Linked DNA regions of Homo sapiens: region 1 is linked to region 2. A link is an interaction called in ENCODE POLR2A ChIA-PET data of the cell type or tissue named here. Cell type or tissue: OCI-LY7. All regions are shown on one strand. Each heading gives the region's core, and the rest is flanking DNA. Links, peaks and the distances in the headings are about the cores only.

Evidence for each region. ChIA-PET counts read pairs that join two places held together with the same protein. Peaks named below come from ENCODE experiments on the same cell type or tissue, not always from the same donor. Only the 100,000 strongest peaks of a DNase experiment are listed, where the experiment ranks them.
Region 1: POLR2A ChIA-PET joins it to region 2 with 5 read pairs; 3 of 35 experiments call an interaction of 5 or more read pairs at or near these places.

The regions. Positions count from the first base shown.
Region 1 is chr5:142,758,547-142,762,950 of GRCh38, forward strand. LINC01844 (long intergenic non-protein coding RNA 1844) reads left to right here. Exons shown (of 4, transcript NR_110558.1): 4 at 540-2,447. Among named protein-coding and RNA genes, the nearest start is that of ARHGAP26, 9.6 kb to the right of the region's middle. In OCI-LY7, for the core only: no CTCF peak of the experiment used is centred there; no DNase peak of the experiment used is centred there.
Region 2 is chr5:143,411,990-143,416,393 of GRCh38, forward strand. It overlaps a transcript of NR3C1 not described here. Among named protein-coding and RNA genes, the nearest start is that of NR3C1, 11 kb to the left of the region's middle. In OCI-LY7, for the core only: CTCF peaks have their summits at 2,614 and 2,817; a DNase peak (open chromatin) is centred at 2,392; H3K4me3 peaks cover 2,337 bases; H3K27ac peaks cover 1,794 bases.

The DNA.
Region 1 (4,404 bases), core at 284-4,283, 650 kb before region 2:
CCAAGTTCCCGTTTACCCCAGGTCTCAGCGGATGGTGTACTTCCACATCTATATGTGTGTAAAAATGTTTTTTCTTTATTCTTTTTGGCCTGGGGTTACCCAACTGCCATGTATTCCCTTTGTTCCTTCCCCTGGAAACTCTGAGTCTATGTGGTCCAAGACTTCAGTACTGGGCCTGTGTGGTTATGAGCTCATACTTCTCTTTTCCTCTTATAACAGCTATAAGATCAGTTCACCTTTTGTTTACAGTTCTAAGGAGAATTTGAAGCACTGAGCATATGCCAGGGTTGTCCATTCATAAAATCACTCATTTATTCATTTGCTGTGTAGTTACTGGGAATTTGCAATGTGCAGGCACTGTTCTAGAAGCTGATGATATAGCCATGAAGCAGATAGACCCAACATGAGATCTGCCAACAGGGAACTGACATTCTAGTGAACTAAGAGGGAATTACTTTCAATCGGGAGGGCAGGGAAGTATCTCTGAAGGGCTAGATTCTGCTGTCTCCAAAGTAACCAATTCATCTGTTCCTTTTTAGAATCCTGAATTGAGCCTGTGTTCCCAGTTCCTAGAAACCCTCAAGGTTATTGGTTTCCTCCTCGCTTAATAGACCAGTGGAAGAAATCTACCTCCAGTTCTATCTTCACATGAGCAACTGTTTACAGTTTACAATATTACTCTGAAAATCAGTTCTTTTCAAGTTTTATCTAACACCCACCAGAAGAAACAGAAGATTATGAAAATGGAATTTGTCAAAGTTCCTCTCCCAACAATATGATATTTAATTTTGCTAACATTTTTTTTTGAACACTTACTATATTGCAGACAATGGTCTAAGTAAAGCATTTTATGTGCATCCTATCATGTCATCATCACACAGCCCTGTGAGGTAGATACTATTATTATTAACCACATTTCACATTCAAAAAAACTGAGGCTTAGAGAGACTAAGTAAATTGTCCAAGGTCACACAGCCATGAAGTGGCAGAGCTGTGGTTAAAACCTATGTCTGTCTGATGTTTAAGATTTTGCTGTTAGCATTACTTTGAAATGACAATATGAGGGCATTTTATGTATTTTTTTTGCCCCAATATGATCTGCAGAAACTATGTATTTTAAGTACTACATTTCTTTTATTTACCAAATTATTGTCAGATAAGAAACCGAAATAAAAGTTTACAGGGTCTAGGATTCCTCCATAATGAATGAACTTTGGGGTATTTCAGTGACAAATTGGCTTTAACGCGATCAAATTCCATCCTACAATGAAAGTGTGTTAGTTTGTGGTTTCAAGTTTAAAAACAGCACTGTATTGTCTTCCAGAAATATATAAATAGAAATTCAAGAAGTATTTCAATGAATACAGATAAAATTAGTTTTGTTAGAACATCAAATATGTGGGTTTCATTTCTTAGCTCAGTTTAGAAACTGTAATTTCAATTTTTTTTAGCAGCTGTGGTAAATTTTGAGATTTGAAATTTCATATAATATAAATCCTCATTTATTGAGCATTTAAATTATATGCCCAACAATTTACTGTGTACATTACTTCACTTGTTCTTAACTATAACTCTACAAAATATTATTGTCCTTGATTTATAGATGAAGATATTGAGACTCAGTTAAGTAACTTGCTTGAAATTCAAAAACGTTAACTGTGGAAGGCAGTATTTGAACCCAGTGTTCAAAACCCCATGCTCTTTTTATTATATGACCTTATTTCCTATTCAGTCTTCAGAAGATATATTGTCTTATTAGATTATTCTCGTTCTCTAAATAAGTGACCTTGGGCAACTATCTTTTTCCCTGGTATTTTCCCCTGCCTTTAAAACAATGTGATCAAACTGGAAGTTTTTCACGATCTCTCTTAGCCCTAAAGCTCCTTGGTTCTGTAATTCCACCAATAGCCCATTTCAAAAATAATTCTACAGTAATCAGTGGGACTCCTGTTTTTCCCATCTTTTTTTTTTTTGAAACAGAAAATTGAAACTTTTAAATTAGTTTAGTAAATACATCTACTAGTTTTTTTCTTTTATAGTCATGGTTATATTATTTGGTCCTTCTTAGTTGCAACATGTTTCCTTGCTGTCAATTTATAATACCTCTCATCAACAATAGCCTGAAGAAATAGATTTGAATTGCTTTCCCTAATTTATAGCTGGAAAACTAGGCTACGCTGGTATCTTAAATTGACTTTCCTGAGGTCACGGGCACTCAGTGCCAAGAGGAGTTGGTACCTACGCATTTGAAATTTCTGGATTTCTGGTCTTACTCTGTACTTAGTCACTCTTTTCTTTCATTTGGCCCTATGGTGGGCAAACTACAGCCTACAGGCCAATTCCAGCCTACCATCTGTTTTTGTATGGTCCATGAACTAAGAATGGTTATCACATTTTAAAATGGTGGGAAAAAAAGACTATTTTGTGACATAAAAATTATATGAAATCCAAATTTCAGTGTCTATAAATTTTGTTGGAATATAGTTACCACACTCATTCTTTTATGCACTGTTTTTGGCTGGTTTTCTGCCTCAACAGCAGAGTTGAGTAGGTGCAACCAAGACTGTATGGCCTACAAAGCCTAAAAGTTTGTTATAGAAAAGTTTGCTGACCAACTCTATTGGTTGCTTAGTATTGCTAGGCACTCTGCAAGTCACAGGGAACACAGCAAACTAGACACATGACTGCCTTGGGCTTAAGAAGAGGTTTCTAAACTTTTGAATAAAAAACAAAACAAACAACAAACAAAGTTGGAGGGACATAAAACTTCCAAATATTAATTTTGCCAGTGGGGTTTGTTTGTTTTTTTGTTTGAGATGGAGTCTTGCTCTGTCACCCAGGCTGGAGTGCAATGGCGCGATCTCGGCTCACTGCAACCTCTGCTTCCTGGGTTCGAGCAATTTTCTTGTCTCAGCTTCCAGAGTAGCTGGGATTACAGGCACCCGCCACCACGCTTGGCTAATTTTTTTGTATTTTTAGCAGAGACGGGTCTGGTCTCGAACTCCCGACCTCAGGTGATTCGCCCAGCTCCTGGGCGTGAGCCCCAGTGGGTATTTCTTAAAAACACAGCTACTATTTTCACTCATCATTTTATTTAAAAAAGGAGTATGTTAATACAAAAAAGTATATTAATGCCAAATTTGTAGGAAGAACATAATCTCAAAAAGCACTCTTTCAAATGGAATATATTAAGCTTCATGAAAAACTTTACATGGTCATTGTTTTTCTCATTTCATTATGGATCAAAGTAAACTTTCTAGACTGGCCTATATCATCAGACCAGCTTTGGGAAGCACAGGAGTAGTTCACATTGTTACTTTTCAGGCAAAACAATCTTTAAAAATGTTTAGTCTTTATAGTGATAGAATGCTTTAGTTTGAGAATTTAACTGCTAGTAGCTTTTTTTTTTTTTTTTTTTTTTGAGATGGAGTCTCGCTCTGTATCCCAAGCTGGAGTGCAGTGGCGCGATCTCGGCTCACTGCAACTTCAGCCTCCCGGGTTCACGCTATTCTCCTGCCTCAGTCTCCCAAGTAGCTGGGACTACAGGCGCCCACCACCACGCCCGGCTAATTTTTTGTATTTTTAGTAGAGATGGGGTTTTACCATGTTAGCCAGGATGGTCTCGATCTCCTGACCTCGTGATCCACCTGCTTCAGCCTCCCAAAGTGTTGGGATTACGGGTGTGAGCCACTGCGCCCGGCCAACAGCTACTAACTTTTTAAAGTCAAAAATAGAAATATAGTGATGGGAAATTCCAGAAAAGAAATACAAAGGAAAATGGGGAAGTAAAGAAATCTGCCAATATTCACTCTCCCCTAACAGACATTGTATCCCATTCGCCCTGTGTTTAGATGGAGGATAATCCATTTTAGCATTGATTTTTCATCCTGGCTTCTCCATAGATGAAAAGAAGATCAGAATACTTTATCTATTGAAATATTGCCCTCTTCACTGCCACTAAGCCACCTTCAACAAACACATGCACTCACTAAAAACCACAGCATCATCTCAAAACCGGAGCCATCAAAAGAAATGTGAATTCCCATGGATGAAAAGCCCATCCATCAATAAGGATTCGAAGTTGGGAAGTGATAGTTTCCCACTTGCTTTAGAAAGTTTGCTAATGCTTCATGACAGACTTCCTATTTTGCAATAACTAAAATGACAGAAGACTAGAAATTATCGCTTTATCTTATATGTCCTTATTCCTGCAGTCTATGTTAGTGTTTATGTCCTAAATGCATTTTTTTTTTTTTTTTTTTGAGGCGGAGTCTCACTCTGTCACCCAGGCTGGAGTGCAGTGGCGTGATTCCGGCTCATTGCAACCTCCGCCTCCCAAGTTCAAGCAATTCTCCTGCCTCAGCCTCCTGAGTAGCTGGGATTACAGGCATGCGCCACCACGCC
Region 2 (4,404 bases), core at 249-4,248:
AAAGGTAAGCAAAGCAGTCATCCAGCAGCTCTATGAAAGAGATGGACTTCCAGGAACTTTTTATGCTAAGAGAAGACCTTCTGGTGAAGAGTAAGCAGGCTTAGTTGAATGGGGTGAGTGCATAGAAAGCTGTGCCAGAGAAAAGGAGTCAGGGAGGGTTGTAGTAGGAAGTAGGAGATGTTGGCAGTTCTAGGATTTCAAGGTAAATATCTTTATATCAGATGGAGAAAGTTAGGCTGGATTGTTAGTCAAATGTCGAATTGCCTCAAAGTGCAGGGGGGGAGGGGGGAGGGGAAGCCCCAAATACCAGTAACATGTTGCAACTGGAACTCACATACTAAGCTACTCATCTAGTAATTTCATTGATTTTTGCCCACATGGAGGGGTTATTTGTTCATCTCCATGCCTTGAGCCTATCCCAATTTATAGTAGATTTTTTTTTCTCACATTTGGCAATTTTAATTATAAAACTCTCACACTGAATCACCCTGTGTTACACATATATTGCTGTCCCCTTTCATGCTTCTCACTTCTTCATTCCTATTTTTCTTTGCTATGCCATAAAGAAGGACCCTACCAAAAGCCACCCTATTGTCTTGCCTATTAGTTATCAGAAAACTTCTGGCAACCACAGTTTTCCCCACTTTCCCTGCTTCCTCCATTATAACCTACAATCTATATTCCACATTACAGGTTTTTTTGTTTGGGTTTTAACATTTTTCAAGAGAAGTTATTACATTTTATGGAGTTTAAAAAATAGTAAATGTTTTGCAAAAGAAAGAATCATGTCTCCACATTCACCCACCCTTTCAACCCTAATGACCAGAAGAAGGAAAGATTCTCAGCTATACAGCTACCAATGACTAACACTTTGAGGATTCAGTTTGGATATGTTGTTTACTTTGGTCTTCTGATGATTAGCTATTTTAGGCATGGTTTCAATCAATCAGGGAATGTTTATTAATAGAAGAGACTTTCTTAATTAATATTCTCTCCATTCATTCCTTCAACAAAAGAGAATTCCTTCAACAAAATACAATTCCTTCAACAAAATAGCAACTATTATATGTTAGGCCCCAGTATAAGGCTGCAGGGATATCAAAATGATAACAATCTCTTCTCTGGAGGAAATGGAGACAGATACGGTTACAAGTCATTATAGAACAATGCAGACTTACAGAAATGTGTTAGATGCATAGGGCACTTCATAAGCTTCAAGAAGTCATCTGGTGTTTAAGGTTAGGAAAATGGGTGTGGATATGGAGATGGTGGTCACGGAGGGTTTCCTAGAGGTTAGCAGGACTGACTTGAATTATGAAGGGTTTTCTTCAAGTTATTTGTTTTTTTTTTCTCTTGAAGATAATACTTCTAATGGAAGCTTGTAGACAACATTCATTAGGTCATTTTTTGGTGCATTTATAAGAAACCCCACTGTTAAAAACAGAGTTTTTTGATTCACTGAAAAGTCCAGGGGAAGTTTAATTTCAGGAGGCATGACTGGATTCAGGGGCTCAAATGAAGTCCAAAGGGCTTAAATTTTATCCCTTAGCTTCATTTTCCTGTTTTGTTTTGTTTTGTTTTCTGGAAAGATTATCTCCACCTCTCCACCTGGTGGCCTGTGGCACCTGGATTTAACACATCCTGCCAGGTTAGTAACTTCAGTGGAAAGAGTTCTTTTCCCATAATTTTAGTAGTTGTTCCTGGGAGGGGTTTCACTGGTCTAGTTGGTTCAAATGCTTATCCCTGGACCAATAACTATGACCAAGGGATGTCAGGAATGTGTACTATGATGGGCAAAGCCTAGCTCAAGTGCCCACCACTGACACCTAAGAATGGGGTACAAATGAAAGAGAGAGAAGAGGAGGTGCTTCTCCAAATAATTGGAGATTTTAAATTTAAATAGGAGAAAAGGGATTTCTGGGCATGCAGAAAAAAACCCAGATGTCCATGACAATAGCTTTTTATCAAAATATTAACAGTGACATAAACATCATATTTTACATTTTAAGAGAATAGACATGACTTAAAATGTTTGTCAGCAATGGAAAGAACCCTGAAAATTAAGTATAGTTGTTACAAGTTTTATTGGTTTCACTTCCTGCCTTTAATAGAATGTGGGTTTGTACTTTGAAATTTCAAATGTTACACAAATGAATTGATGATTGCTTTGCAGAAATAGTATCTCCACTTAATTGGGCCTTTTTTGGGTGATGAAGTGATGTTTACAACTTTTAAGCTAGTTTTATCGTCTTCCACTGAAGGAGTTTGTCTCACTTGAATATGATTCCAACAATATGATGGGTATAGGCGGCTGCAGTGAGCCTCTGTCTGCTTATTTTGCTCCTTCTGTCTTGACAAGCTGAATGTCACGCAAATGTCTCAAGCCTCTGCACTGGGCAGGCAGGAAGCCAGAACCAGTAATAGAAGCAGTAGGCACTCTGTGAATACTTGCTGATTAATTTTAGCTCCATAGGCCTGATGGGTTTTCCATCCCTATAATTACCATCAGCAAATAGTTATTGAATGATGTCCAGCATATTTTTATTTCCCTTTTCTTGATCCTGATTTTCATTTTCTATTTTACCTCTCTGTGATTTTATCACGTGTGTTTCTGTTCATCAGACTAACAGAGCCTCCTGTGATTAGTTTATAATCACTCAGTTTTATTTCTACCTATGAGATATCTTTATCTGTCTGTCTAAATTTGTCTTTGTTATGACCCAGTTCAAGTTCTTTCTGGAATTAGGGAAAGGATGAAGTGTGAAAAAAAAGGAATTAAATAGTTCGGTTATTGAATGGCTATTTTGTGCTTGATGCTATATTAGTACATTTCCACATTTGCTTTACAAGTTAGTCTTTCTTATTAGAAGTAATGCTTAACAAGCCTACAAGTACTGACTGGGCTCACTTTATAGAGAAAATGGAGAGCAGTGAAGGGTGAGGAGGTTATGAGTTATGGATATGACAAATGGGGAAAGATCTTACAGAAGAGAGATTGGGGCCATCCAAGAAAAATCGTTATCTTTGTGTAGACGGCATTAGAAGGATGAAAAATAACTTTAGATATTACTTATGCCTTTAAGAAAAAAACTTCAAAAGATGCTAGAAAATAACACATACTTATTGTAAAAATCCAAACATACAGAAGGTAGAAATGTATAAAGGTAAAAACTTCCTCACACAATCCCATTTTGCAGATGTAACTATTTTTTTCTTTTTATATTTTGATGGCAACAAATTTGTAATTATTTTTGAGTTTTTATGTATATTCCAGATCCCCCACCCCATTATTCCCCTCTTTAAAAACTTTTATTATGTGAAATAGAAAGTAGAATTGTGACTATCAGAGGCTGGGAAGGGCAGGGGGAAGGGGAGGATGGGGAGAGATTAGTTAACGATTACAAAATTACAGCTAGATAAGAGGAATGAGTTCTGATGTTCTGCAGTACCATAAGGTAAATGTGATTAACTATAATTTATTGTATATTTTCAAATCCTTTTTGTCTATACATGGATGCATGCATGCATATATGTTTTTTAAAAACAAAAATGAGATTTTACTACATGTATTTTTCAACCTTTATTCATCAAATGTTATTGGACATCTTTTCATCTTTTCAATATTTTCAGGTAATAGTAGCATAGTATACCATTGTTTTAACCTTTCCTTATTGAAGTATATGTAAATTGTTTTCAATTTTTCACTATTGCAAGCCATGCTGCAATGAATATTTTTGTATCTAGATCTTTCTGCTATTGTACAATTATTATAGAATTGAAATTTCTCAGGCAAATGTGATTTGCAACAATTATCAAGCACCCAAAAGTGCTACATTATTGGGCTCATTTTAAAAATGCTTGTCCACTACAGCTCATTTTCTACTTTCATCTTCCTTTAGACATTCTAGAAAAAATCAATTAGAGCAGTAGTCATGGATGGCTATGCAGGACAGGCTACTAGCTGGAGACCCCTCATGTTTTGCTATTGATACAGTTTTGCTGAATCCATCCTTATGTTAAATGCATTAACAATTTAAGAGGATTGGTTTACATATGAACTGGGAAGGGATTATTCAGGGATACCATAATGCTTGATGGCTGCCTCCATCCTACCAGGGACCCTGATCTGCCCTGTTGTGGCCACATGGTAGATAGGTACTGTTTTACTTGCCAAGTATCCCCTCTCCACATATGATACTAGGACCTAACATTTCCTTTGGAAAACTATCCTTTCCCTAACTTTGGTCCATGCGCTTATGGTGGTATTAACCCATCTGTAACTCTGCATGGGCCAGGTCTGGTAATATCAGAGATAGGCACATGACAGGGACAGATACACCTTAATTCTTGGCTTTCTGGGACTACTTGGAAACTTGTCTTGTTTCTCAACAGGAATAGCTAAGC